Linked DNA regions of Homo sapiens: regions 1, 3 and 4 are each linked to region 2. The links are chromatin contacts, found by Hi-C or POLR2A ChIA-PET in ENCODE. All regions are on one chromosome and are shown on one strand. The core of a region is the stretch at or near the end of the contact, and the rest is flanking DNA. Distances in the headings are between cores, read along the strand shown.

The links. A loop is a pair of places that touch in the nucleus more often than their neighbours do. ChIA-PET counts read pairs that join two places held with the same protein, here RNA polymerase II (POLR2A). Pooled maps may share reads with other maps.
Region 1: a map with no recorded cell type shows a loop between it and region 2 (10-fold over the local background). The contact joins the enhancer-like site here to the promoter of SHPRH in region 2. A Hi-C loop is called at or near these places in 1 of 37 single-sample maps with no recorded cell type and 6 of 50 pooled maps. POLR2A ChIA-PET finds 5 or more read pairs at or near these places in 1 of 52 experiments (activated T-cell).
Region 3: a loop to region 2 is called in a map of CD8-positive, alpha-beta T cell, with 29 times the contacts of the local background. The contact joins the promoter of SF3B5 here to the promoter of SHPRH in region 2. A Hi-C loop is called at or near these places in 3 of 168 maps with a recorded cell type or tissue (B cell and CD8-positive, alpha-beta T cell), 1 of 37 single-sample maps with no recorded cell type and 18 of 50 pooled maps.
Region 4: a map of naive thymus-derived CD4-positive, alpha-beta T cell shows a loop between it and region 2 (9-fold over the local background). The contact joins the enhancer-like site here to the promoter of SHPRH in region 2. A Hi-C loop is called at or near these places in 1 of 168 maps with a recorded cell type or tissue (naive thymus-derived CD4-positive, alpha-beta T cell), 1 of 37 single-sample maps with no recorded cell type and 8 of 50 pooled maps.

What each region holds. Positions count from the first base shown.
Region 1 is chr6:147,320,676-147,327,386 of GRCh38, forward strand. It overlaps STXBP5 (syntaxin binding protein 5), which reads left to right. Exons shown (of 28, transcript NM_001127715.4): 17 at 4,284-4,409; 18 at 6,450-6,601. Among named protein-coding and RNA genes, the nearest start is that of STXBP5-AS1, 120 kb to the left of the region's middle. Within about 2 kb of position 1,921, at least 7 of the 41 ENCODE cell types and tissues checked have a DNase peak (open chromatin) inside an H3K27ac peak, as active enhancers do.
Region 2 is chr6:145,961,132-145,967,456 of GRCh38, forward strand. It overlaps SHPRH (SNF2 histone linker PHD RING helicase), which reads right to left and starts at 3,227. Exons shown (of 30, transcript NM_001042683.3): 1 at 2,600-3,227. RefSeq lists enhancers at 2,744-2,873, 2,984-3,203, 3,115-4,102, 3,654-3,703.
Region 3 is chr6:144,094,088-144,100,659 of GRCh38, forward strand. SF3B5 (splicing factor 3b subunit 5) reads right to left here and starts at 1,486. Exons shown (of 1, transcript NM_031287.3): 1 at 797-1,486. The coding sequence starts at 1,410. The coding sequence ends at 1,150. RefSeq lists an enhancer at 1,236-1,935.
Region 4 is chr6:144,342,577-144,348,779 of GRCh38, forward strand. All of the region lies in intron 2 of UTRN (utrophin), which reads left to right. Among named protein-coding and RNA genes, the nearest start is that of SNORA98, 60 kb to the right of the region's middle. RefSeq lists enhancers at 2,458-2,958, 2,959-3,459. Within about 2 kb of position 2,280, at least 18 of the 41 ENCODE cell types and tissues checked have a DNase peak (open chromatin) inside an H3K27ac peak, as active enhancers do.

The sequences.
Region 1 (6,711 bases), core at 671-3,170, 1.4 Mb after region 2:
TAGATAATGTTATATATTGTTACATCAAGTTATACATTTAAATTACAACATTACTTAAAATTTTAAGTATTGATTTTTAAAACTAGAAATATAAACAAATCATAGTAAAAAATATCATAAAGTAATGGCTCTATTGATACAGTTATGGTTATTTTGATCCTTTTTCTGGATTTTAGAGAAAACCCAAGAACAAGAATGCATGGGAAGATTGTAAACATAGGGATTGCATGATAACTATTTCCTTTTCTTCAGCCATTATCTTAAAATTAATTTGTTAGTAATAATAATTCTCTAGTATTACCTTACTAAAGGACCAATTTTTGGAGACAGAGTCATGAGAGAGATAACTAGTCTTTTAGTAGAATATTGTACAAGCTAGTGAAAGACATAAAGTACAAGTTTTGGACATTTTTGTCTAAAATCTATATATTAGTGATTTTTTTAAAAATCACAAACAACTTATACCTCATTTTTTTCTTTTAATAGTCTTCAAATAAATGCAGGTATTTATTAACTTGACATTGTTTTGGTCCACAGTCCTAGAGGCCAGTTTCTTAAAGTAAGAAGTATAACAAAAATTGATGTTAAAATATAATATTGAGGCTTTTTTCATATAAAATGCCTTTGTTTACAATTGGTTTATTTGAAGAAACATTTTAAAAGCAGCTGTTTAAGACCAAGGAAGGGGATTGATTGAGACCAGGAGTTCAAGACCAGTCTGGATAACATAGTAAGATACCATCTCTACAATAAAGTTTTTTAAAAAATTAGCCAGGTGTGGCGACATCACCTGTAGGCTGAAGTGGGAGGATTGCCTGAGCCCAGGAGTTCAAGGTCACAGTGAGCTATGATCATAGCTGCACTCCAGCCAGGGTGACAGAGTGAGTTTCTGTCTCTTAAAAAAAGAGGTAAAAAAGAAAAGGCAGCCGTTTGACTTGTTTCTTTTAGCAATGAAATTTTATGTTTTTGAATTATTTTTATTGTCCCTTTGCAAGGTACTTGCTCAAACAATCATTTTGAAACTGTGAGGCTCTACGCATCACTTTAACATTTAAAATACGTTTGTACAAATTATGGAACTCTTTATAAAACTTTTTCCTTAAAAAGTAAACAAATCAACTTGAATATATTAAAAACATTAAAATTATACCATAACCATTTAGAATAAAGCATAACACCCTCTTCCCATTTCATATTTTTAAAATGTAACTTACCTGCTTTCATTTCTTGGCTTAGGTTTCTCATCCTTTACCATTTTGCATCATGTTTGGCTGCCTTTTTATTTTTACTTAAGAACGTTTTTTTGTTTCCTTATACTAACTAAAATAAGAATTCCATGAGTTCTGTGTGTCCTGGTCACTTAAATCTTAAATGTGCCCATATATGTACTTCTAAAATTATCCCTGGAATGCCTGGTTCTGCTCTTGAGAATTTGTCGTGCACATTTAATATGCCAGAGGGAGGGAGGACACTTCCTTGACCCTAACCTTCTATACCTAATTCATAGAAGTAGAAGATAGACCACTCAGACCCTTCAGTCTACTCCTGTGTCAAGGCTGACTCTGGGAAGAAATGAAATGCCTCAGTTGTTACTCTGTCGCTTGAGATGGAGAGCTGTAGCTGATTAGTGGGTATTTCCCTAAGAATAATTCAGAAATTTTGCATCAGCCAGTGTAGAGTTCTGAATGCATTGCCTTGCAAACCTTGACCAGCCAGAAGTGAACTGTAGTTCAATTCGTATAAGCAGTGCCCTCAGTGATTCACATTTACCCTGAAGTCTGAACAACTTTCGCTGTTTCCTAGCATGTATGTCATCAAAACACGAGGTGCCATGGTCTTCCACATTAGAAATACCAACTGAATAATTCAGAAGGGTTCTTACCTCTGAGTTTGGTGGCAGGAAATTCAACATCGAGTAGTCTTCCTGCTGTTCTCTCACACACTGTCATTTCAAGGCAGAAGCCTTAAGAATTGCGGAAGTAACCAGGCTTTGCATATGTTTTGCTACAGCAATTACTAGGCAAAGAGTTGTGCAATCAAAAATGTTTTTAACTTAAAGTCATAGTAGAGTTTTTTACAATAAAAGCAGTCACACACTAAAATTGTTCACATTTTTTAAAAAAATGTGCCTTTCAAGTACACTTGAAGTTTTCTGGTACAAGTATAGCAGGTATTGTTTCAGAAGGTCTCACACTCTTTTAAACCCCTCTTTATCTCTTCCTTTCTAAAATCCTAATGACAAGTTTAGTTCAGCATGGATTTAACTATTCATGAGGTTTGGGAATAGGTAGTCATACCTGCTGACTAGTTTCACTTGTAGTTCTCTACCATCATCTCAAACTTAACCCCATGGTCTCCTAAAACTACCTCTTTATCCCTCCCTCCCTCCCTTCCTTCTGTCTGATTGTACATTCACTGTTTCTTCTTTTCTTCCTCTACCCTACCTCTACTCAACCTCCAATTCATTCAGTAAATATTGAGTACCTCTTTTGTGCCAGTGTTAAAAGTATTAATAGCTGCAAGGTTTCTGCCTTCCTGAAATGTAAAGCCTTGTCTGTTCTTACTCCATTAATGTGTTTCAATCTCCCTTTTTCTTGTTTCACATCAGAATCACAGGAACTTCCCAATTGGTGACCCTGTTCTACTTCGTCTTACCTATGTTCACCAAATTAATCTTCCCCAGATATTTCTTATCAACCTTCATTGGCCTTTAATTCTTCTTTTTTTTTTTTGGAGACGGAGATCTCACTCTGTCGCCCAGGCTGGAGTGCAGTGGTGCCATCTCAGCCCACTGCAACCGCTGCCTCCCAGGTTCAGGCGATTCTCCTGCCTCAGCCTCCCGAGTAGCTGGGATTGCAGGTGCTCACCACCACACCCGGGTAATTTTTGTATGTTTAGTAGAGACGGGGTTTCGCCATGTTGGCCAGGCTGGTCTCGAACTCTTGACCTTAAGTGATCTGCCCACCTCGGCCTCCCAAAGTGCTCTGATTATAGGTGTGAGCCACTGCACCCAGCCTGTCTTAATTCTTTAATAATGAAAATATATTACCTTTGTCTAATTTGACCATCTGCAAAGTACTTTTCATAGGCAGTCACAAGTTCCTCACATTGTGACTAGGTAGTAATACTCCCACTTTCTAGGTGAAAAGACAGCTGGTGAGTAACAGAATCAGTACTCAAAGTCCACCTTGCTGAGAGTTCTTTCTACCAACATCAAACCTTTGTGGACAGGACTTGAAGACCCTCTAAAGTCTGGCCCTGGCCTGTCTTGCTGTCTTCTCACTTTTACTACACACTCCTACCACTGTGGCCACACTTAACACTTATCAATCCTTGAACATGGGTTTTCTGTCTGTGTTCTGCAAGAGCATTTTTTGTAGCATTATCCAGCAATTATTAAAAAAGAGTCTCTGCGAACAAAAATACTGTCACCTCAAAGTCAAGGTAGATTTGTTTTACAGTGAAAGTAGGTGCACACACACACACACAAATTGCTCATATTTGTTGTAACTCATTTTTTTAACTTGTTTTTGGACAGTTTTTCGTTATGTTACTTCATGTTTTTAAGTTTTGTGGGGTTTTTTTTTGGTTTTTTTTTTTTTTTTTTTTTTTTTGAGACAGAGTTTCGCTCTTGTTGCCCAGGCTGGAGTACAATGGCGCGATCTCGGCTCACTGCAACTTCTGCCTCCCGGGTTCAAGCGATTCTCCTGCCTCAGCCTCCAGAGTAGCTGGGACTACAGGCACACACCACCACGCCAGGCTAATTTTTGTATTTTTGGTAGAGACAGAGTTTCACCATATTAACCAGGATGGTCTTGAACTGACCTCAGGTGATCTGCCCTTCTCGGCTTCCCAAAGTGCTGGGATTACAGGCGTGAGCCACTGCACCCAGCCATTTTTAAACCTGCTTTTCTAACTTACATTTTTTTCTAACTTGATTTGTTTTTCTCTTCTTAATCCTTGGACTGCCGCTTCTCCTCAGCTTTCTCCCCAGCCCTCCCTGCCTTCTTTCCTTTCTCCCTCTTCTTCCTCCTCACCTCTTATTTTCTCCTTTTCCTTCACCCCTGCTGTCCTCCCCCACTTTATATGTAGAGTTTGCATATGAGTTATTTTTGTTAATTACATACTTAGTCCCTCCAACTAGGTTAAATGCTTCTAGAAAACAGGATTCTGATTTTTATATATTTAAGTATCTAGTATCGTTTCATATAAAAAGTTATTTATAATCATATAGGCCAATAGTTGAAAATGGTTTAAAGATACCATGTTTTCTTTTATTTTAGAGTTAAAAACTCACCACTTAAACAGTCTCCAGGTTATCAAACAGAACTAGTTATTCAGTTGGTTTGGGTGGGTGGAGAACCACCACAACAAATAACCAGCCTGGCAGTCAATTCTTCCTATGGACTGTAAGTATAAGTTACGTTTTTTTCTAAGTCTCTTCATAGTATTCCATATGTCATTTTGTTTTTAAAAATAGAAAGGATGGTCTTTGTTATATCGTCACCTAAAATGGCATTCTACAATTTTGATTTCAGACGAAATTGACTGTTTATTTGGAACATAATTTCATTCTGAATAACTTACTTTGGGTATGCATGCAGTATTTCCTGATGTAAAGTTAAATGCCTCATGGACCAATAAATTATTTGTGATGAAGTTTTAAAGTCAGTATATCCTCTCCTAAATATACTCCCAGAAATAATTTTCTTATTAATAATTACTATAATGGAAATCTAACAATATGAACCCAGAAAACTGTTATAAAACTGATTTTTGTAAATGTTGAAGTGTAGTTGTGTAATTTTTCTTTCTACTTCCAATTAACTTGTATAAATTGTAAAAGCATGACAATAATTAATATTCATTTATACTGTAGTATACTGTTTTATCAATTCATGCCTTCAGCCATATAGTGTTAATTATACATATTTTTATTACAATATGATAGACTTATAAAGCATTTGTTATTTTCTTGTTTCAGAAATCAACACTGCAGTGTAAGAAACTGCTTCCTAACTGTTCAGTCCCAGAGCTATTTATCATGTGTAGTTCATTGTCTCCTTGCTTGATGCTAGCCCTAGGGACTCATTCATTTTTTTTCTTGCTGGTAGCTCCCACCACCTATTCTGTCTCTTGCAGCTGTACAGTTAGCCCTCTGTATCCACGGATTCAACCAACTGTAGATGAAAAATATTCAGAAAATATAACCAAAAAACAATACAACAATTAAAAAAAATTTTTAAATACAATATAAAAACTATATAGCATTTCCATTGTATTAGGTATATGTAAATAATCTCAAGATGATTTAAAGTATATGGGAGACTGTACATTGGTTACATGCAAATTTTATGCCATTTTGTATTGAGGACTTGAACATCCGCAGATTTTAGTATCTGTGGGGGTCCTGGAACCAAGCTTCTGAAGAAACCAAGGGACAACTGTACATCAAACTAACACTGGCTACAGTCTGAGATAGTCTTCTTTCATATCTTTTATTTGCTGCCACACAATGTAAGAGCACAAACTTTCTTCTTTTAAATATTTATTTTCCACGACCATAAAGAAAACATAGGAAATAAGAAAAAGAACCAATAGGAAGTTTCAAAGGAATCTATTACAGACCTCACTAGGCTTACAGTTGTATTTTGTTTGGCCCTTTCTGTGTATTTTTAGAATTTTAATTAGTTACCAAGACTATATAAATCCATACTTAGAGCTCCAACTTAAAAATCTGATTATGTGGCCGTGTCCGTGTTTCTCCATGGCAGCTTCATCTGGAACTGAGTTGAAGCTTTTCCTCATTAGATGTGCCATACAATCTTAAGTAACCATGATGCTTACATGTCCTCTTTTACTTAGTTATATAGCTCTCTATACATGTCAGTTCTCCATTCCTGGCTTAAAAGATCTTAAAAGAATAAATTTCCTTTATTCATAGTTGATTGGTTTATAGTTCCTGACTCATAATTGAGAAGGTATTTAGAACACCCCAAAGGGCCTCCAAGATGTATGCTTTCTACTTTTTATTCTTGACTTGAATGATTACCAAAACTTACCCCAAAGTATAATCTCCTACTTTCCTAATAGAAGGGAATGTCTCCCACCCATGAAGAGCTCAAAATGCCCCCAAGGTAGAAAAATAGATGTTGCGTTGTGAGATGTGAGAGATTTATATCTCTGATCAAGTTTCAACTCCTATGCCAAATATTTTTATAAATAATGCAGTTGATTGATTTAGTGATATTAAATAATGTCTGCAGAAGATCTAAACAGTTCCGTGAGTAGGCATATGTAACCTGTATTTCAGTTCCTATAGTTGTCTTTTGTTTCAAAGAATTTTCTGAAAGACCCACCATGCTTCTTTCTTCAGCCTTATAGACTGTAGTACATTTTTTTGGAATTATTTGTTTGTGCTAAAATGTTTGTTATTTTCCTATTCCCAGGGTGGTTTTTGGCAATTGCAATGGCATTGCTATGGTTGACTACCTCCAGAAAGCAGTGCTGCTCAACCTGGGCACTATTGAATTATATGGCTCTAATGATCCTTATCGGAGAGAACCCCGATCTCCTCGTAAATCTCGACAGCCTTCAGGAGGTAAAAAGAAAAGAAAAGAAAATTCTGAGCTTTAGGATTTCTATAAATGCTGGCTTACTTTTGTGAATATAAGTATTATAGTTAGGTAAATAGCTTGCCTGATTTAGTCT
Region 2 (6,325 bases), core at 1,977-4,476:
GAGGGGTGGGGACCCCTGCTCTAAACCACATTTCACAATAACCAAACTGTAATGTCGCAGGATGGGGGACCACAGATTAGTGCTTCTCAAACTTGACTGCACATTAGAATCACCAGGGGAACTTAAAAAAATCCTGATGTCGAGCCAACTAAGTCAGAATGTCTTGGAGAAGGGCCCAGGCACTACTCCCTTTATTTTTTAGAATCCCTAAAAAATTCCAGGGTGCAGCCAAGTTCAAAAAACCTTGTTATGGATAACCAGCTGCCAACTAAAATCCACTTATTTCCACTCAAAGTATAGAGTAGTTGAGAAATGACTGCCCAGCTTGGTTTGGTCCTGTGACCAGTCCTAGCCAATGGAATGTGAGAAGTAATATGTGCCATGTTTCCCACAATAATTTTGTAACAGACATATTACCAAACCAGAAAACATTACTTCAACTATTTATTCTGTTCTCTGGTAAAACCTATCCAGTATCTTTTAAATTATGTACACCATTATAATTTGCACATTCCTTCAGATGTATTCTTTCAGCCTGATTCTTCCAATATTAGTGCCTCAAGGTACTTATCAGTGATAATGATAAACTGCAGAAAAGTCAACACCAGAATTTCTAGCAATGCTCTCCCTTTGTCCAGTTCTTAACTGAGTAAACATTCATGATCAAAAATCAACCAACCAAACAAAAAGCTCCTGGTTTTGACTGAGTCTTTACTTAAGGAAATCTCTATTCAGGGTTAACTTCTTGAACCAAAGAAAATAGTATTTGGTCAAATATACTTATGACTAAAATGCAATTTGGCAACTAGTAAGTCAAGTACTGGTGAAATTCTGTATCTAACCACATCCCATATTCTTCTGGTTTTATTCATACCTTATCAGTCACAACTACTTCTTCCTCCTCCTTAATTAGCAGTGTTTGGGTAAAACGTAATTATGTGAAGTTTTCTATATGGACCGCACTTTTACTGTCTTGTATTTAAATATAAAAGCCTTTTGCTTGAATTGCTTTTATGCCTGTCTCCATCCCAATCTTCCCTGGAAAGGCTTCCATGACTAGAGAAGCTGAGTTAAGGGCCTCTCTCTCCTCGATCCCAACTGCTAGAGTGTTCACTTTGAAAGATGGGCAGGAGTAGTATCCTATTCAGTGTTGTACTCCCAATGCCAGGTCAGTGCTAGGAAGTAAAGACATACAAAAAGGGTGAAACAAAGATCTCTAATTCCGTGGATGTATTCCCTCCTTTTGAGGACCTAACGATACTTTACTCTTATTTCTTTTTGGAGAAGTCTCTCTTATCCACATTCTAGAAGACTATAGGTAATATGAAACTAGTATTTCTGAGAAAAATGAAATACTAGAACGAGGCAGGGAAAACTGCCTGAACTGTATCTTTAACAGAAAACAAGGATGGAATGCTAGAAAAATAAACATAAAATGTTACATTACTAAGACAATCCAACAAATGAATAACACAACTTAAATTCACATTTTTTCCCTCCAAAATATTATTTCCTCTTTAAAAGATACACACAAATCTTGAATTACAACAAATCCATGGTAGATCTGGGTTTAGGCTATTAAGGGCAAAAAGGATTACATACTTGCCATATTCCTGTCCAAAATGTTGTGTTATGGAAATGAAGCCCACTCATTACTAAGTACTAGGAAGCTCTTAATGACCCAGGGTTAACATAATCTTTTCCTTTTCTGTAGAAATAATTCCAGCAAGGTGAGAGTATTTTCTTCTACTGAATGCTAAAATATGCTAGTTACATAAACTTTAAAAATGCCCTCATAAGAAGCTTTTTCACCAGCAAATTGTTTCCCCTAAATCTTACTGGCCTAAACTCTTAATAATAAAAGTTTTGTTTTAATAATTCTGTAAGTCCAGCTCCTTTCGGGTGGACAAAGAGGATATACAAGAGCATCTCTCAAAAGTAAACTATTTTATTCTCAATTGCCAGCTTACTGGTTAACTGGTCCTTTAAAGCTCTAGAAAGTGCAGGTTATCGAGCACAGACATAATCATTACAATACTGCTCAGGACTGCTCTGTCTCCAGCATGTTTACTAATCATAAACTAAATAGTCTTTTTTGTGACAGTAGAGATATCATGGATCGTTTCTATTCAAGAGTTTCATCATTCCTACTAATGCCCACTGGAATAATTTAAAGTAACAGTAATAACTTTATCTTATTTTGTTCAGAAAAAGCCCCAAGTTCCTTAAGTTCCTTAAGTACAAGTTGGAAGGCATCAAACATCTCGGATTTCTACCTCGTGCTAATGTCAAACTACTTGGAAAAAGGGCACAAGCTTCCTGGTCATTATTTAACTGATCATTATACAGTGACTATTAATCATCAAATAACACCCTATCTTCGTTCATAAACATAGCAACTACCAGTCAAACTGTACAATGTCAAAGAGTGGTTCTGAATTCGAATGTAATTAATCTGGCTCCAAAGGTAACGGAGAACTTTGAGTGGGACTGAGAAACCTCTGCCTCCCCTTTTACTAATACAATGCCGCGCACAAAGAAGGGAGGCGGCGACCCAGTTCCAGCCTCCGGGGGTAGATCTGCGGCGCACGGTACCCACTCAGTTATCTTCCGAAAGACCCACAAGCGGCTCCCGGAGTCTGAGCGGGGCTGTCAGCGCCGGATCGCTCCCAGCAGGCCGAGCAAACAAGCGACCGCGAGGCCAAGGAGCGTGACGACGGACTCCCGGATCCTAGTGTGTTGGACGCTCGAGACAAACACCGCAGGCCCCAGTGCATGAGGAGAAGCACAGCCTCCTTTCCCACGACCCCACTTTATCCCCGGAGGGACGTGGTGGTCCGAAGTTCGCTAGTCCGGGATCGGGAAGAGGTGGGGAAGACTCGCGCAGCGGCTCCCTCTCAGCCCTTGAGCTTCCCGGGCTCCAGGACAACCAGCGTCCTCCCTCCCTGGTCCCGGAGGCCAAAGACCACCTCCCTCCCTCCCTCCCGACCTCTGACCCCTGACCTTCCATCACCCAAGCGCCTACCCAAGCTGGTTCTCCGAGCCTCTTGAGTCTGTTTGCACCAGGCCTGCGCTCCTCTACAGACCCAGCAGATCACGGGCACGCATTCGCCACCCACCGAACATGGGCTTGAGGTGGGCACGAGCGCTTTTTGCCGGAACGTGTAGGGGTCCCCCGGGAGACCCAGAAACCACAGCGCCTAGCTGCCGGGCGCGCGCTGTAGCGTGGGGTCAAGGCGAACGCGCTCGTCAGAGCACCCCGCCCCCTTTCTCCTGCGCTGGCTTCATGAGTCTCTTCTGCGCAAGTTCACACTGTTAAAAACTTGCTGAGGATACAGTGGAGTCTCGCGATAGCTCTGCCCCACGCCATTAGAGAACACAGGATGGCCGAATGCCCGAAGTAGGGGGCGGGGCTCCCCTTGAAGCGAAGGGCGTGTGTGATTTGTATCTCTAATAAAAAGGCAGGGGCCAGGAGCGGTGGCTCACGCCTGTAATCCCACCACTTTGGGAGGCCGAGGCGGGCGGATTTCCTGAGGTCAGGAGTTGGAGAACAGCCTGGCCAAGATAGCGAAACCCCGTCTCTACTAAAAATACAAAAATTAGCCGGGCGTTGTGGTGCGCGCCTGTAGTACCCGCCTGTAGTCCCAGCTGCTCGGGAGGCTGAAGCAGGAGAATGCTTGAACCTGCGAGGCAGAGATTGAGTAAGCCGACATCTCCCCACTGGGTGATAGAATGAGACTCCGTCTCACAAAAGAAAAGCAGAAAAGAATTCTGCAAAAGCATCTATTTTACTGCTATAAAGCAGCCACTAAGTAGGTACGAATAAAGCTTCTCCCCCTCAAAAACAGACTTTAAAGGGAAATGTGAATAAATATTCAAAGATGAGAGAAACTATTAAATACATGTGTTGCGCTGAAGCTGGCCTTCCACTATTGGTCTTTTTTCCTCTCACCTCTTCCTCATAGAAGTGACCTTAATGTTGGAATAACTCTGAGAGGCTTCAGGGTCAGGAGCCTGTGAAATAACCCTCAGGAAACACTGGGGACTCAGTACTTAGTTAGTGAGTACCTAATAGCAGCTTTTCTGCTGTGGAGGCCTTTTGGGTTGTGTGACCACAGAAGCACTTGAACTAAGTTCTTGTCCAAGTGAATATCGGTTGTAGTTGTGTTAGACAGTCCAGGGTAGTCCATATTTTACTTAGTATATTCCTTTATCACAGATACGAAGCTGTTTCCATAAGCAAATCCCCGCCTCCTTTTATTTTGCTTCCCTTTATTGTACTTTGCAGATAATATGTTTTCCTATAAATTGAAGTTTTTTGGCAACCTTACTCAAGCAAGTCTGTCAGCATCATTTTTCAAGCAGCATGTGTTCACTTGCTGTTCATCTGTTATGGTGATCTATGATTAGTTATCTTTGATGTTACTATTGTAGTTTTTTGGGAGCATTACAAACTCTGCTCATAGAAGATGCTAAACTTAATAAATGTTGTGTGTGTTCTGAAAGCTTCACTATTGGCGCCTGTCTCTCTTCCTCTCTTCAGGCCTCCCTATTCTTTGAGACACAACAATATTGAAATTAGGCCAATTAATAACCCTACAATGGACTATTAAGTGTTCAAGTAAAAGGAAGGGTGGCACATCTCTCACTTTAAATCGAAAACCGAAGGAATTTAGTGAGGAAGCCATGTCAAAAGCTGAGATAAGCCAAAAGCTAGGCCTCTTGTACCAAAGTTAGCTAAGTTGTGAATGCAAAGGAAAAGTTCTAGAAGGGAATTAAAAGTGCTACTCCAATGAAAACACAAATGATAAGAAAACGAAACAGCCTCATGCTGATATGGAAAAAGTTTTAGTGGCCTGAATAAAAGATAAAACCAGCCTCAGCATTCCCTTAAGCCAAAGCCTAATCCAGAGCAAGGCCCTAACTTTTTTCAGTTCTGTGAAGGCTGAGAGAGGTGATGAAGCTGTAGCAGAAAAATGTGAAGCAAGCAGAGGTTGGTTCATGAGATTTAAGAAAAGAAGCCATCTCCATAACATCAAAGTACAAGGTGAAGGAGCAAGTGCTGATGTAGAAGCTGTGGCAAGTTTTTCAGAAGATCTAGCTAAAATAATTGAAGCAGGTGGCCACACAAAACAACAGATTTTCCATGTAGATAAGACAGCTTTCTATAGAAAGAAAAGGCCATCTAGGACTTTCATAGCTTCTAAGCTTCACAGGACAGGTTGACTCTCTTGTTAGGGGCTAATGCAGCTAATGACTTGAATTTGAGGCCAATACTCATTTATCATTCTGAAACTCCTAGGGCCCTAAAGAGTTATGCTAAATCTATTCTGTCTGTACTCTATAAATGGAACAATGAAGTGTGGATGACAGCACATCTACTTAACAGCATAGATGTACAGGATATTTTAAGCCCACTGTTCAGACCTACTGCTCAGAAAAAAAAAAGATTCCTTTCAAAATATTACTGCTCATTTATAATGCACCTGGTCACCCAAGAGCTCTGATGGAGATGTACAAGGAGATTAATGTTGTTTTCATGCCTGTTAACACAAAACCCATTCTGCAGCCCATGGATCAAGAGTAATTTTAACTTTGACATCTTATTATTTAAGAAGTAATAAGGCTATGGATGACATAGATAGGAATTCTTCTGATAGATCTAGACAAAGTAAATTAAAAACTTCTGGAAAACATCCACCATTCTGTATGTCATTAACAACATTTGAGATTGGTGGGAGAGGTCAAAATATCATTAATAGTAGTTTAGAAGAAGTTGATTCCATCTCTCAGGAACTCAAAGTCTCAGCTTTGAAGGGATTGAGACTTCAATGGAGGAAGTAACTGCAGATGTGGTGGAAACAGCAAGAGAGCTAGAATTAGAAGTGGGGTCTGAAGATATGACAGAACTGCTGCAATCTCATAGTAAAACTTTAATGGATGAAGAGTTACTTCTTATAGATAAGCCAAGAAACTGGTTTCCTGAGATGGAATATACTCCTGGGAAGATACTGTGAACGTTGTTGAAATGACAGCAAAGATTTTAAAATATTTCATAAATTTAGTGGACAAAGCAGTCCAGAGTTTAAGGGGATTGACTTGAGTTTTGAAAGAAGTTCTACTGTTGGTAAAATGCTATCAAAGAGCAGTTCATATCATGGAGGAATATTTTGTGAAATAAAGAGTCAATTGCTGCAGCCAACTTTTTTAAGCAATATTTTTTAAGCAAGATTTTTTTTAGCAATACAATATTTTTTAAGTTAAGGTAGATACTTTTTTTAGACATAATGCTATTGCACACTTAACACACTACATTGTAGTGTCA
Region 3 (6,572 bases), core at 236-2,735, 1.9 Mb before region 2:
CTGTTTTCCCCTCCATTACCTGTCCCTCTACTTTTCCCCTTACTCACTCCCTCCAGCCATGCTTGCCTCTTTGAAGTTCCTCCAATAAACCATACATACTCCCAGCGTTAGTACCATTGCACTGGCAGTTCCCTCTTCATGGAAAGCAATTTCTCCAGTTTTCCGCATGGCCATTTCCCTCATTTTCCTGAAGTCTTTGCTCAAATGTCACCATCTCAGTAACTTGTGCATCATATTTAAGATTACAGCCCTACCAGCTACTCCCACCCGCACCACATACATTGTTCTCCCCTCCCCGCAGCATCTTCTAACATTTGCTTATTACATCTAGTGTTTGACCTCCTTTCTCCACCACCAGCATAATGTAAGCCCCAAGAACACGGGAAAATGCCTGTCACATAGAGCTCAACAAATATTTGTTGAATGTAGAATGGATGAACTCGCTTGCCAGCTTGTCATTTCTGGAGACATGGCCACAAATTCCCAAGAAAAAAAAAAGGATGCATTTTAAAGAGGCTAGGGAGGACAATGACAGCAAAGACTGCAAAGAGTTTTAAAACAGGAGAAAAAGAAGATGGGATACAATAACCACAAATTTCAATACTGAAGGCATTGTGGGCCTGAAAATAACGCTCTTGGGAAAAGTGGCAGTCGGGGAATTAATTATAAAGGTAGACACGGCGGATCTAAGTGCCTGGCCATGGACACTGGCATGCGCTCCCTCACCCAAACCCACTTCCCGCTCAGCTCTTTCCGGAGCCTTCCACCCTAACACAGAAAGTTCACACCAAGAGACTGAACGATTTCTAAACTTTATGGAAAAAGCCAATGACAATCAATTAGCCAAAAACGAGACGCCAAATCCCATCTCACTCCAGCGCCATGCCCTCTTCTCAAACGCTCGCCGGCTCTAGGACCTCTCCACCAGCACAGTTCTCAGGAGTCCTGCTGGTCTCCCAGTGCTGTTCTAAGGGTCCACATGAAGGCAGGTCAGGCGGGACTCCCCGGGCAAGCACTTCTGTACGCGGAAAGCACGAGGCGCAGGAGCCATGGAGAGCCGGTCCTTTGGAGACAGGAATACTTAAGAGGATTGGCAAACCGGAGAAACGCTGGGAGAGGTGCCCCGCACTGCGGTGGTAAGGCAGAGTCTCAGTTCTCCTCGGGCTTGTCGGCTGGCGGTCCACAAGGCTGAAGCATCTTTTCCATCAAGTTGAAGCGGACTCGCGCTTTGCTCTCATTCTCCGCAATGGCGAAGTAGTTGAGAAGGTCGAAGTGGCCCATGTAGGAGCAGTACGAGTCGCGGTGTTGGTTCACCAGCCACTCCCACTTGGTGGTGTCGGCGTGGCCCGTGCCGATGTACTTGGACTGCAGGTGCTCCAGCTGGCTATGGATGGTGTAGCGGTCAGTCATCTCGCCGCTTTCCCCTTCGCTCTCAGGTCAGAGGACGCAGGTAACAACTCGCCGCTCTAGCGTTTTACAGGAGAGTGAAGCCACCGCGCGGAAGCTCCAGGTCCGCGCCGTCGCAGAAGAATGGCGTCACAACGACTAAGTAGCGTAACTCTCGCTCATAGGGCTCAGAGGCGGAAGCGGAAGCACATTCTGTCACGCAATTGGAGTTGCTGAGGCGACGCAACAAGTGTGCCTCCCCCCTCCATGGAGATCCCCGCCCCATCAGAGAATGTTGCATGATGGTCCACTTAGTGGCTAAGGGAGGCCCTTTTCCAACAAGGAGCGTTGCATGCTGGGACTTGTGGTCTTGGGAGTTCGTGCACGCAGGCTTCCGGGACTCCTGGTCGCGTTCTGTTGTTTGTTTGTTTGTTTGTTTAAGACGGAGTCTTGCACTGTTGCCCGGGCTGCAATGCAATGGCGCGATCTCGGCTCACTGCAACCTCCGCCTCCTGGGTTCACGCGATTCTCCTGCTTCAGCCTCCCGAGTAGCTGGGATGACAGTTGCACACCACCACGCCCGGCTAGTTTTTTTGTATTTTTAGTAAAGACGGGGTTTCACTGGTCTCGAACCCCTGACCTCGTGATCCGCCCGCCTCGGACTCCCAAAGTGCTGGGATTACAGGCGTGAGCCACCGCGCCCGGCCCCTGGTCGCGTTTTAAAAGTGATCTGGGGACCTAGTGGAGGGCGATGTCTGGAGGTGGGGAGCATCCGTGGGTGGCTTGGGGCTGATAGGAAATGGGAAACCCAAGAATGACTGGACTACGAGCAGCCCCGAAAATAAACTCTTGGTGTATTTCGGAGCCGTCGTGGCGGCACGGCCGTCCCTTCACAACCGGGGATGGATTACCCAGAAGTCAGCAGGCGCCAGTTCTGGTCCCAACTATGTCTCTTAGGAGTTTGTGGCATAAAAGAGTTATTTCAGCTCTAACCAGGGTGCTTGGTGAGCAAGTACAGCACCAGTTCCCACACATTCCGGCTTCCACCTCAAGCTCCTCCTTCCTCTCTAGCCACTTATTTTGATATCCTCCCTCCAAGGCCTCACCTCACCCTACTTGGCTCTTCCATTCAGTGGGTTTTGTGGATTCAACCAACCTGATTGAAAATATTGGGGGAAAATATCAGTCTGTACCGAAATGCAGACTTTTTAAGGTTATTATTCCCTAAACAATACAGTATAACAACTATTTACATAGCATTTACATTGTATTAGGTATGTTAAATAATCTAGAGACAAACTATACAGGAGGATGTGCGTATATGCAAATACAAGCCGTTTTATATCAGGGACTTGAGCATCCTCTAGTTTTGGTATCCATGGGGGTCCTGGAACAAATCACTCACGAATACTGAGGGACAACTGTATTTCTCCATGTTACCTGTTGTGTCCATCCCCATTTCCTTGTACAAGCTATTCCCTCTACGTGGAATGTCTGTTCCCTTGGTGAACGCATCTCCCTTTAAAGGCAGCTCAAATGCATCTCCTTAGAGTTTTCTCTGGCTGCTCCAGACAGATGTAAACTCTCTTTCCTCTTTGCAAGTTATACGTCTCTTCCTTATTATTGCTTTATGTCCTACTGTTTGGTTTAATAACTTCCTTACATGGGTAGAAGCTACTTGAAAAAAAGATCCTTTTTTTAAAAAAAAAAAGTCCAAAACAAAAATTTGATAAATGGATAAATTATTACAACCGAAGAGAAGGAAAACTTTACTGGGAAGGAGATAACTTGAAAATAATTTTATTCTGCTGTTTAAACTTCGTTATAACAAATGTTTCACTCCTAAAATGTAAAGAATTTTGCCAGGCATACTTGTGGGAGATGTATCAAACCTTAACATTTTGCCATTTTTCTATGGAGCCTGTTTTTTTGATTGCTGAAAGTGTGTATCCATGCACAATAGTTGTTTTTGTTATGCAAGTTTTAAAGCTCTATATAAATAACACTCCGTCTATATTGTTATAAAAGTTGCTTTTTGCCCTTGTCAGTATTCATGTTACATGTTATGTAACTTTAGTTCATTGTTTACTGCTATACAGTATGTCACTTAATTAGTATAACATAACATGTCCACTCTCTCAATGATGGGCATTTATTTTCGTATTTTTGTTATTAGAAACAATGCCGAAATAAATATTCTTATACATGTGAAGGTGTTTCTCCAGGGCAGTGGTCCTCAACCTTTTTGGCACCAGGGACTGGTTTCGTGGAAGACAATTTTTCCACGGACAGGGGTTATGGCAATGGTTTCGGGATGATTCAGGTGCATTACATTTATTGTGCACTTTATTTCTATTATTATTACATTGTAACATATAATGAAATAATTGTACAACTCACCATAATGTAGAATCATTGGGAGCCCTGAGCTTATTTTCTTGCAACTAGACAGTCCCATCTGGGGGTGATGGGGGATAGTGACACCAAAAGTATGTTGCTTATGTCCAGTCTACTCTGTAATCTCGTTTTGGTTGCTATCACTGCAGAAAACCCTCATTCACATAGATAGGATGTTGGAAATGGAAGCAGACTTTTCTGTGCTTTGGTGCCAATCTGAGGATATTCCACCTTGACTCTAATCCAGAACATACGGAGATTTGAAGTTGTCTCAAACATACTTTTAAGCCACCATTATTTGCAGTCTCAAGCAGTTGATCTTCTAGCACGGGCAAAGTTGATTCACCTGGTTTTTTCACAAATGCGTCATAGATCCATTCCTTCCCAGTTCAGAGGTCTTTTGTAATTGGGAAGTAATGCCCAAACTCTATTGAATGTAAGACAGGTGATCATGCACCGGCTGGGAGAAAGAAGGCCCTGGCTCAGTCTCTTTCAAAATCTCTACTAATGTTTGAAATGTCAAAAATCCCGGTGTTGACTTGTAACCCCCATAATTCCAGTTGGATTTGAATGCAGCCACTTTATCTGCCAACTTGAACACAGTTGTTCTCCTCTAAAGTGACAGATTGAATTCTCTGAGCAGGTTGAATATGTCACACAAGTAAGCAAGTTTTGCCACCTATCCTGTGTCACTGAAATGTGCTTCCAGTGGTGACTATTTTTCTAAAAGAAATCTCTGTAGCAGCCCTCCTAACTCAAAAACTCTGGCCAGTGATCTACCTTTAGAAAGCCATCTCACCTCTGTGTATAAGAAAGATGAATGCGCTCTGTGTCCATCTCCTCACAGAGCTGTGCAAACAGACGTGAGTTAAGGGCATGTACTTCAATATAGCTGATAATTTTAATCACATCCTGCAAAACGTTGTGAAGTTCAGGTGACATTTTTCAGCTAGCCAGCATTTCCCCATGGACGACACAGTGCACAGACACATTCAGAAGCAACCTCTTTGACCCAAGTAGTGAAACCAGAAAGCTGTCCAGTCATGGCAGTTGCTCCACCCATGCTTATACCAACACAAAATGACCAATTCAGTTTTCTTGATTTGTAGTCATTTAAAGACTTGAATAGTTCTGCAGCTGTGGTGTTGGCTGGCAACAAAAGTACACATAACATAGCCTCTTGCACATCCTCCTGAAAATATATTCACAAAAACAAGCGTTGTTGCCTTGTTGTCAGGATTGGTAGACTCGTCAACCTGGATTGTGTACCATGGTGACTTATTAATCCTCTCTAACAATTATGCCTCAATATCCTCTGCTATTACATCAGTTTGTCTAGTTGTGGTGCTAGCCAAAGAGGAATGTGTGCCTTCTTTTGAACTGCAGCCTCTCCTAAAAGTTCACAACAGATGTCCTTAGCAGCAGGGAGGATCAACTCTTCACCAACAGTAAAGGGCTTCTTAGCTTTAGCAATGTGGTTAGCCATTGACTGATGTTCTCAGTACAGACACACTTGATGCGGTAGTGGCCTTCAATAATTGCTTCTGTTTGTGTTCATGTTTTTTTCTTTTGAAAAACTCCAAAACCTCGTCTTTTAATGCAAGTTGCTTGGTCTCCATGTGGTAAAGCGGTTTTGAGGCTTTCATAGTTTCGGTGGATAGAGAGTTACCAAGTATTCTACAAAATGAGCTTGGAGAATGTGAATTACTTGTTGCAAAGAGTAATTTAAGTAGGACCCTCGGTGTTTTCTTTTAAATGCAGCTTTCTTTTCACTGTCAGTCTTAGAGTCTTCTATCTCATCATTGGGTCTTTCTCCTTTTTCAAAGAAGCTCTCTAGTGATGTTTGTTTTTTACTTATTTTGGCTGGGGTTAGCTTGTGTGCTTACCAAAACAGTGGCTGAGACAAGTGCTGGAAAGAAGCATGGATGGAAGTGGTAAATAATGGGTGGGCCATCCACAGACTAAAATAAGTGTTGAATTGTGACTTAAAGCCTGCCACCAGATGCAGCTGTATAACTGAAGTACATCAATTCACTTGCCACTATAAAGCCTGCCACCAGATGCAGCTTAATTGCTACTTACCACTCATTGACAGGGTTTTGATATGAGTCTGGAAGCAATTGATTTATTATGGTCTCTGTGTAGTCAAACCTCTGCTAACGTTAATCTATATTTGCAGCTGCTTCCCAGTGCAAGCTGCAATAAACACCTCAGCTCCACCTCAGATCATCAGGCATTAGATTCTTATAAGGAGTGCACCACCTAGATCCCTCACATGCATAGTTCACAATAGGGTTCAAGCTCCTATGAGAATCTAATGCCACTGCTTATCTGACGGGAGGCGAAGCTCAGGCAGTAGTGCCAGTGATGGGGAGTGTCTGTAAATACGGATGAAGCTTTGCTTGCTTGCTCACTGCTCACCTCCTGCTGTTTGGCCCAGTTCCAGGGGTTGTGGACCCCTGCTCTAGGGCATATACATAGGAATAAAATTGTTGAGACTTAGGGATGAGTGTCTTCCAGCTTTGCTAAATGTTGCCAAATTGCTTTCCAAAGTGATTGTACCAATTGGTTCTTCCACCAGCAGAATGAGAATTCCTTTGGCTCCACATACTTTTCAATACTTGGCGCTGTCAGATATTTTTTAATTTTTCAAATCTGTTGGATGGAATGGAATTTCAATTTGGCTTTAATTTGCATATCGCTGATTAAATAGGGAGGCTGGAGATCTTTTTGTTTATTGATCTATTATATTTCTGCTTCTGTGAATTGCATATTCATATACTTTGCCC
Region 4 (6,203 bases), core at 1,030-3,529, 1.6 Mb before region 2:
ATGGACTTCAAAAGCATTATGCTAAGTGAAATAAGCTAGTCACAAAAAACCATATACTGTATGATTTCTTTTATATGAAATGTACAGAATAGGTAACTCTATAGAGACTGGAAGTAGATTTTAGTGGTTGCCTTGGGCTAAGGGATGGGGGTCGATTGTGGTGATGGTTGTAGAATTCTTTGACAATACTAAAAATCATTAAATTATACAGTGTAAATGAGCTAATTGTATAATATATGAATTATATATCAATAAAGTTTGATGCAAAAAAAGATCAATGGGTATTGACTATGGGACATCATCTGTATCACTGTGCTTTTCCCGGTCTCCCTCCCTGTGACAGTCCTAGAAGACAGGTGAAGTCAGCCCGTCCATTTTACAGATTTGGAGACTGAGGCTTAGAGAGAGAGAGAGAGTATTTTGCCAGAGTCATACAGCTACTAGTCTAAGGAAAATGCAGAGATGAGGAGGAGGAGCATAGGGGAGGTACTGTTAGTTTCTCTTTTCTGTATCATAGTACAGTAGCAGGATGAGAGACACCTTTGAATTCAAACCTGTGTGTATCCTGACAAAGATACATATTCTATGAAAAGTCTTTGCTAATAAGTAGAAGATTTCTATTTCACAACAAGCAAGAAAAAGAATGAGAGAAGGACTAGAAAGTAGATGTGATCATATGAATAATGATTTTCCTTGCTTTTTGCATGTATGTGGTGGACACATGCAGAAGTGACAGCAGGAGTTCGAGACCAGCCTGACCAACATGGTGAAATCCCGTCTCTACTAAACACACACACACACACACACACACACACACACACACACACACACACAATAGCCGGGCATGGTGGTGGGCACCTGTAATCCCAGCTACTTGGGAGGCTGAGGCACAAGAATGACTTGAACCCAGGAGGCGGAGGTTGCAGTGAGCTGAGATCATGCCATTGCACTCCAGCCTGGGTGACGAGTGAAAAAAAAATAATGATAATAAAGAGAGCAAGGTGACCACAAAAGAGAATAGGCTGGAAAAATTTGTCTAAATGGTGGCCTCTTCTCTTATAGCTGCATATGGTTAAGTTTATTTTTTCCCTAGTAGCGAATTCTAAGGGATGAAGAAGAAATCCTTTTCAGTTTTACTTCCCCAAGGTGTGTATAACTACTATAGTGAAATAATAAGTCCAATTTATTCTTTGAAGTATAGTTAATATGTAACGAAACTCCTAAGGCCAGTTGTATACCCAGGGCAAACGCCTTCTAACATCTTTATTTATCTACGCAGTGGGTAGGGAGGTGGGTGGAGTGCCCCTTCCCAGCTGATACTGTCAAAACAGGAAGCAAAGTTATAATCTCTGTCATAGGAACATGAATAGAGGCCCTTAGTTGTGACTATTAAAAAAACAAAAAACCTGCCTAAGGAGTTTTCACTGACTACAAAGTGTAACTTCCTCTCTGGTGTTTAGAGGAGGTGGGGTTAGGTTTAGTCAGATCCTCTCATGGGAAAAATAAAAGCCACCAAAAAAAAAAAAAAAAAAAACCCAAAATAACACAGGACATCCCAGTGTGCAGTTCGAAGGCTGCTTTTGTTGTCCACTTCCTCCACATCTTTTTCCTCATCATCTAAGCAGATGTAGGTGATGAGCGGCCTGGCAGCCACCACGTTTCATTGGAAAAAGTGCAGATTGGATTTGCCAGGGCATGTAGCTCTCCAGGCTTGCAAGCGATTACCAGGTAAGTTTGTCAACTTGCACGACTCCCAGCCAGTGAGGTTTTCTTAAGAAACGTCTATGAAGACAGGGTTCTTTCATTCAGTTTTGTTAAGTAACAAAGCTTAGGACCAGGCTGGTGACGGGAACAGACAGCCTGTCTTTCCTGCTGCCACGTCTGTTGTGGACCCTCAAGAGTAGAGACCAACGCTGTCTGCTTCACACTTCTCTTCAGGAAGTGATAATTCACCAGAGTTATTAGTTTCTTTGGAAGAAGCCTTCCAGGATCCCTATATTTGTGGTAGCAAATATGCTTCACTTTACCTCCCTGTATTTTCAAAATAGCTTACTCTGTGCTGTTTACTGCCATCTAGAGAAGAAGCCTCCTTTGTGGTGTTGAGTATTGGTAGACCTCATCCCATATTGTATTTGATTTACTCTGTTGGCTAAAAAGGCATTTTACTTCTTGAAATATTTAGTTTTGACCTGAGAAAGGGGAGAATAAAACGTTTGTACTTTGGGGGACAGTATGAGTGCTGGGGTTTCTGTTTCAGTGCAGGCTTGTCTATGAGACATGCATATGCATAACTTCATGCAGGGAAAGTGTCGTGCACTTTTCTCTCGCTGAAGTTTACTTCCGGGGTGACTTAGTTTTTCTGATCAGTTTAGATGTTCATATCTTGTTTAATGTATACATGTGTGTACTGGTTGTATGAGCTTTTGGAGGGGAAAAACCCCAAGTGATGTGTTTTATTCGATCATACATATCATGCATGAATGTTGTCACTATGAAAAAACTTTGAGACTGGTTGGTTTTCTTTTTCAATGTTTTCCTTTCTTGTGGAATTACTCTTTCCCTCTTAATGTTTTCCTTCTTAGCTTCAGTGAATGAGGTGGTAAGGGGTTGTAGCGTTGTCTCTGCAGAGCAAATTCAAACCAAAATGATTGGAGCAGCCCATATTTTCTTAGTGAATTGGGTTTCTTGAACAAGTGGCATAGGAGACTGGTGTGCTACAATTCTCATCATTAACTGTTACTTCTTTCTTAAATAACCATGTGATCCCAACACAACATCAAAATACCTCTCAGGGACCTGAATTAAAACTCCACGCGGGCCAGGCACAATGGCTCATACCTGTAATCCAAGCACTTTGGGAGGCTGCGGCATGAGGATCACTTGAGGCCTGGAGTTCGAGACCACTCTGGGCAACACAGGGAGATTCCATCTCTACAAAAAATTTAAAAATCAGCCAGGCATGGTGGCATGTGCCTGTGGTCCCAGCTACTTAGGAGACTGAGGTGGGAGGATAGCTTGAACCTAGGAGTTTGAGACTAGTGAGCCACGATCATGCCGCTGCATTCCAGTTTGGACAACAGAGGGATACCTTGTCTCAAAAACCTGCATAGGGGCAGCAATTGCAGGCTTGTGGCCTTTCGAAGATTTCCTTTGATTGTCACTAAATCCTCTCTCTTTCCCCACCATTAAGAGTCTCTGTGGTCAGCTAGTCTTCATCAAAGGGTCTTGCTACAAAGGGTCTAGGGTAACCTTAATGATTGAAATCAGAAGACAGCTAGAAGAAAAGTACAAACAAACCTTTAAATAATAAGCAGGCTTTGGCCGGGGGCGGTGGCTCACGCCTGTAATCCCAGCACTTTAGGAGGCCAAGGCAGGCGGATCACCTGAGGTCAGGAGTTCTAGACCAGCCTGGCCAACATGGTAAAACCTTGTCTCTACTAAAAATACAAAAATTAGTCGGGCGTGGTGGCACGTGCCTGTAATCCCAGCTACTTGGGAGGCTGAGGCAGGAGAATCACTTGAACCTGGGAGGTGGAGGTTGCAGTGAGCCAAGATCACACCATTGCACTCCAGCCTGGGTGAAAGAGCAAAACTCTGTCTCAAAAAAAAAAAAAATAAAATAAAAAAGCAGGCTTTTAAATGAGTAGCTACAGTGTTAAATATATTTAAATGCTGTGCTGGTTGAGTTCTGGTTCATTTAGATAACATTCTTTCCTGCCCTATGACCAATCAAAAGGCTTTAGGAAAATAGCATTTTTAAAATTAAAATGTATTTCAGTGCATGTTATTTTAATAAAAATAGAAAACCAATGTGTACATGATTTCCAATTTCACAAGGGCCTAGATTCTCCTCTCATCAGTTGCTATTGAACTGATTTTTTTGTGTGTGTCCATAGTGTAGGCTCTTTAGTCATCTTGTTAGAAATAAGGACATTAAATTTAATGTTAAAAATAATATTTTCAGCCAGGCACAATGGCTCATGCTTGTAATCCCAGCACTTTGGGAGCCCGAGGCGGGCAGATCACCTGAGGTCAGGAGTTCAGGCCAGGAGCCTGGCCAATGTGGTGAAACATCGTCTCTACTAAAAATACAAAAATTAGCTGGGTGTGGTGGTGGGTGCCTGAAATCCCAGCTACTTGGGAGGCTGAGGCAAGAGAATCGCTTGAACCCGGGAGGCGGGGGTTGCAGTGAGCTGAGATTGCGCCACTGCACTTCAGCCCGGGCATCAGGGCGAGACTCTGTTTAAAAAAAAAATAGATCTCTATCTCTATCACTATCTCTCTGTCTATCTATGTATCATCTATCTATCTATCTATCTATCTATCTATCATCTATCTATCTATCGATCTCTATCTTTATCCAGCTGTATCATCATTTTCACTAGATGCTAACAATAATATAACTGAGATAAACCAAAGTTTCAAAACAAGCTTGAAAATGTGAAATGAATAATTTGGAGGCGGGACTGGCCATTTAGGCATCTATGAAGGCCCAGATGACTCATGTCTGGAAATTGCCACTGCTCAGGAAACCACTCCTGGGAGCCCTGCTCGTTTTGCCATCCTTCCTGCTTTCTTGCCTGCTGACAGGACTCTATGTCAGCTGTTTCCTTTTTAGATGGAAGGGTTAAAAGATTCACTACTTGGGTCCCCCATTAGAATCACCAACATGCTTGTGCCCCACAGTCAGAGATCGTGACTTGATTGGACTGAGGCCCTGCTCTGTAGCTTGTCAAAAGCCAGCCAAGGGTGTCCAATGTGGAGGGTACAGGGGAATGTATTCGTCCCCCACTAGACTGAAAGCTCCATGGGAGGGAGTAGAGGCAGCTTTGTTACTGCTGCCTCCTAGCACCTGAATGTGTGCCTGATGTGCAGAAGAGGCTCAGTAGCTGCTTGTGGAATGAATGAATGAATTAGTTCCTTTGAGTAACAGGAAGTTGGAAGAAGATTGGACAGAGGCTTAGTTATGGTCTTTGCTGATGTAGGAGAGTGTGCTATGTTAGGCTGAACAGTGGCTGTCATCTTGGAAGACACTCCAGGAAAAGGTCACAGGGGAACAGGTGGCTGATCTGGGGGAATGCTGAACAGACCTCTCAGAAGAGACAAGGCTCCAGGGCAGTGGTGTCCTTATGAGGCAAGGCAGGTTGAGAACTTTGGGAAAGAGAATTTCATCAGGGGCTGAGTGTGTGTGTGTGAATGTGGATGTGAGGCCAGATGGGGACACTCCTGGGAGAATCTCCTGAACTGTGGCTTATTCTTTGTTTTTTTTTTTTGTTTTTTTTTTTGAGACTAAGTCTCGCTGTGTTGCCCAGCCTGGAGTGCAGTGACACAGTCTTAGCTCACTGTAGCCTTGACCTCCCAGGCTCAAGTGATCCTCCCACCTCAGTCTCCTGAGTAGCTGGGACTATAGGTATGTGCTCCCATACCTGGCTAATTTTTAATAGTTTTTCTGTAGAGATGGGATCTCACTATGTTGCCCAGGCTGGTCTTGAACTCCTGAGCTCGAGTGATCCTCCCTCTTGGCCTCCCAAAATGCTGGGATTACAGGCCTGAGCCACCATGCCCAGCCGTGACTCACTCTTAAAGGAGCTCAAGTCTTTTGTGTTGGAACTCCAGGAGGTTGACGACCACACTCATCTATTCAGTCAGCATTTGCTAGGTACCTAGCACACGCCCAGCTCTGGGGAGGTATGGGGATATAAAAATGAAGGTGATTTGATTCTTCCCCCGTGGAGGTTAGGACCTGGAAAGGATGGTGTGTGAAGTGAATGCTAGGTTTGCTGGTGGCTGAAAGGAAGGAACGTTGTCATCTTTGTCATATGTTAGGGATTGCCAGACCCACCAGTTGACTATATCCAAATAAAGGAACACAGAATTTGGAGTGATCACAGGGCAGTGAGATTTGTCTGGGAAGATATCTTAGGACTCGTGAATTTTTTGCAGATCTTAATAATTATAGAGAAAATGAGTAGGTGGTTAGGAAGACCAGGTAACTATAACTTACAGAGGTGAGAGAATGAGAATTGTTAAGTTGGGAGAAAAAGAGTAGAAAGAGCGACATGTGAAAGAAAAGAATCGGCCGGTGCGGTGGCTCATGCCTGTAATCCCAGCACTTTGGGAGGCCGAGGCGGGCAGATCACCTGAAGTCGGGAGTTCAAGACCAGCCTGACCAACATGGAGAAACCCTGTCTCTATTAAAAATA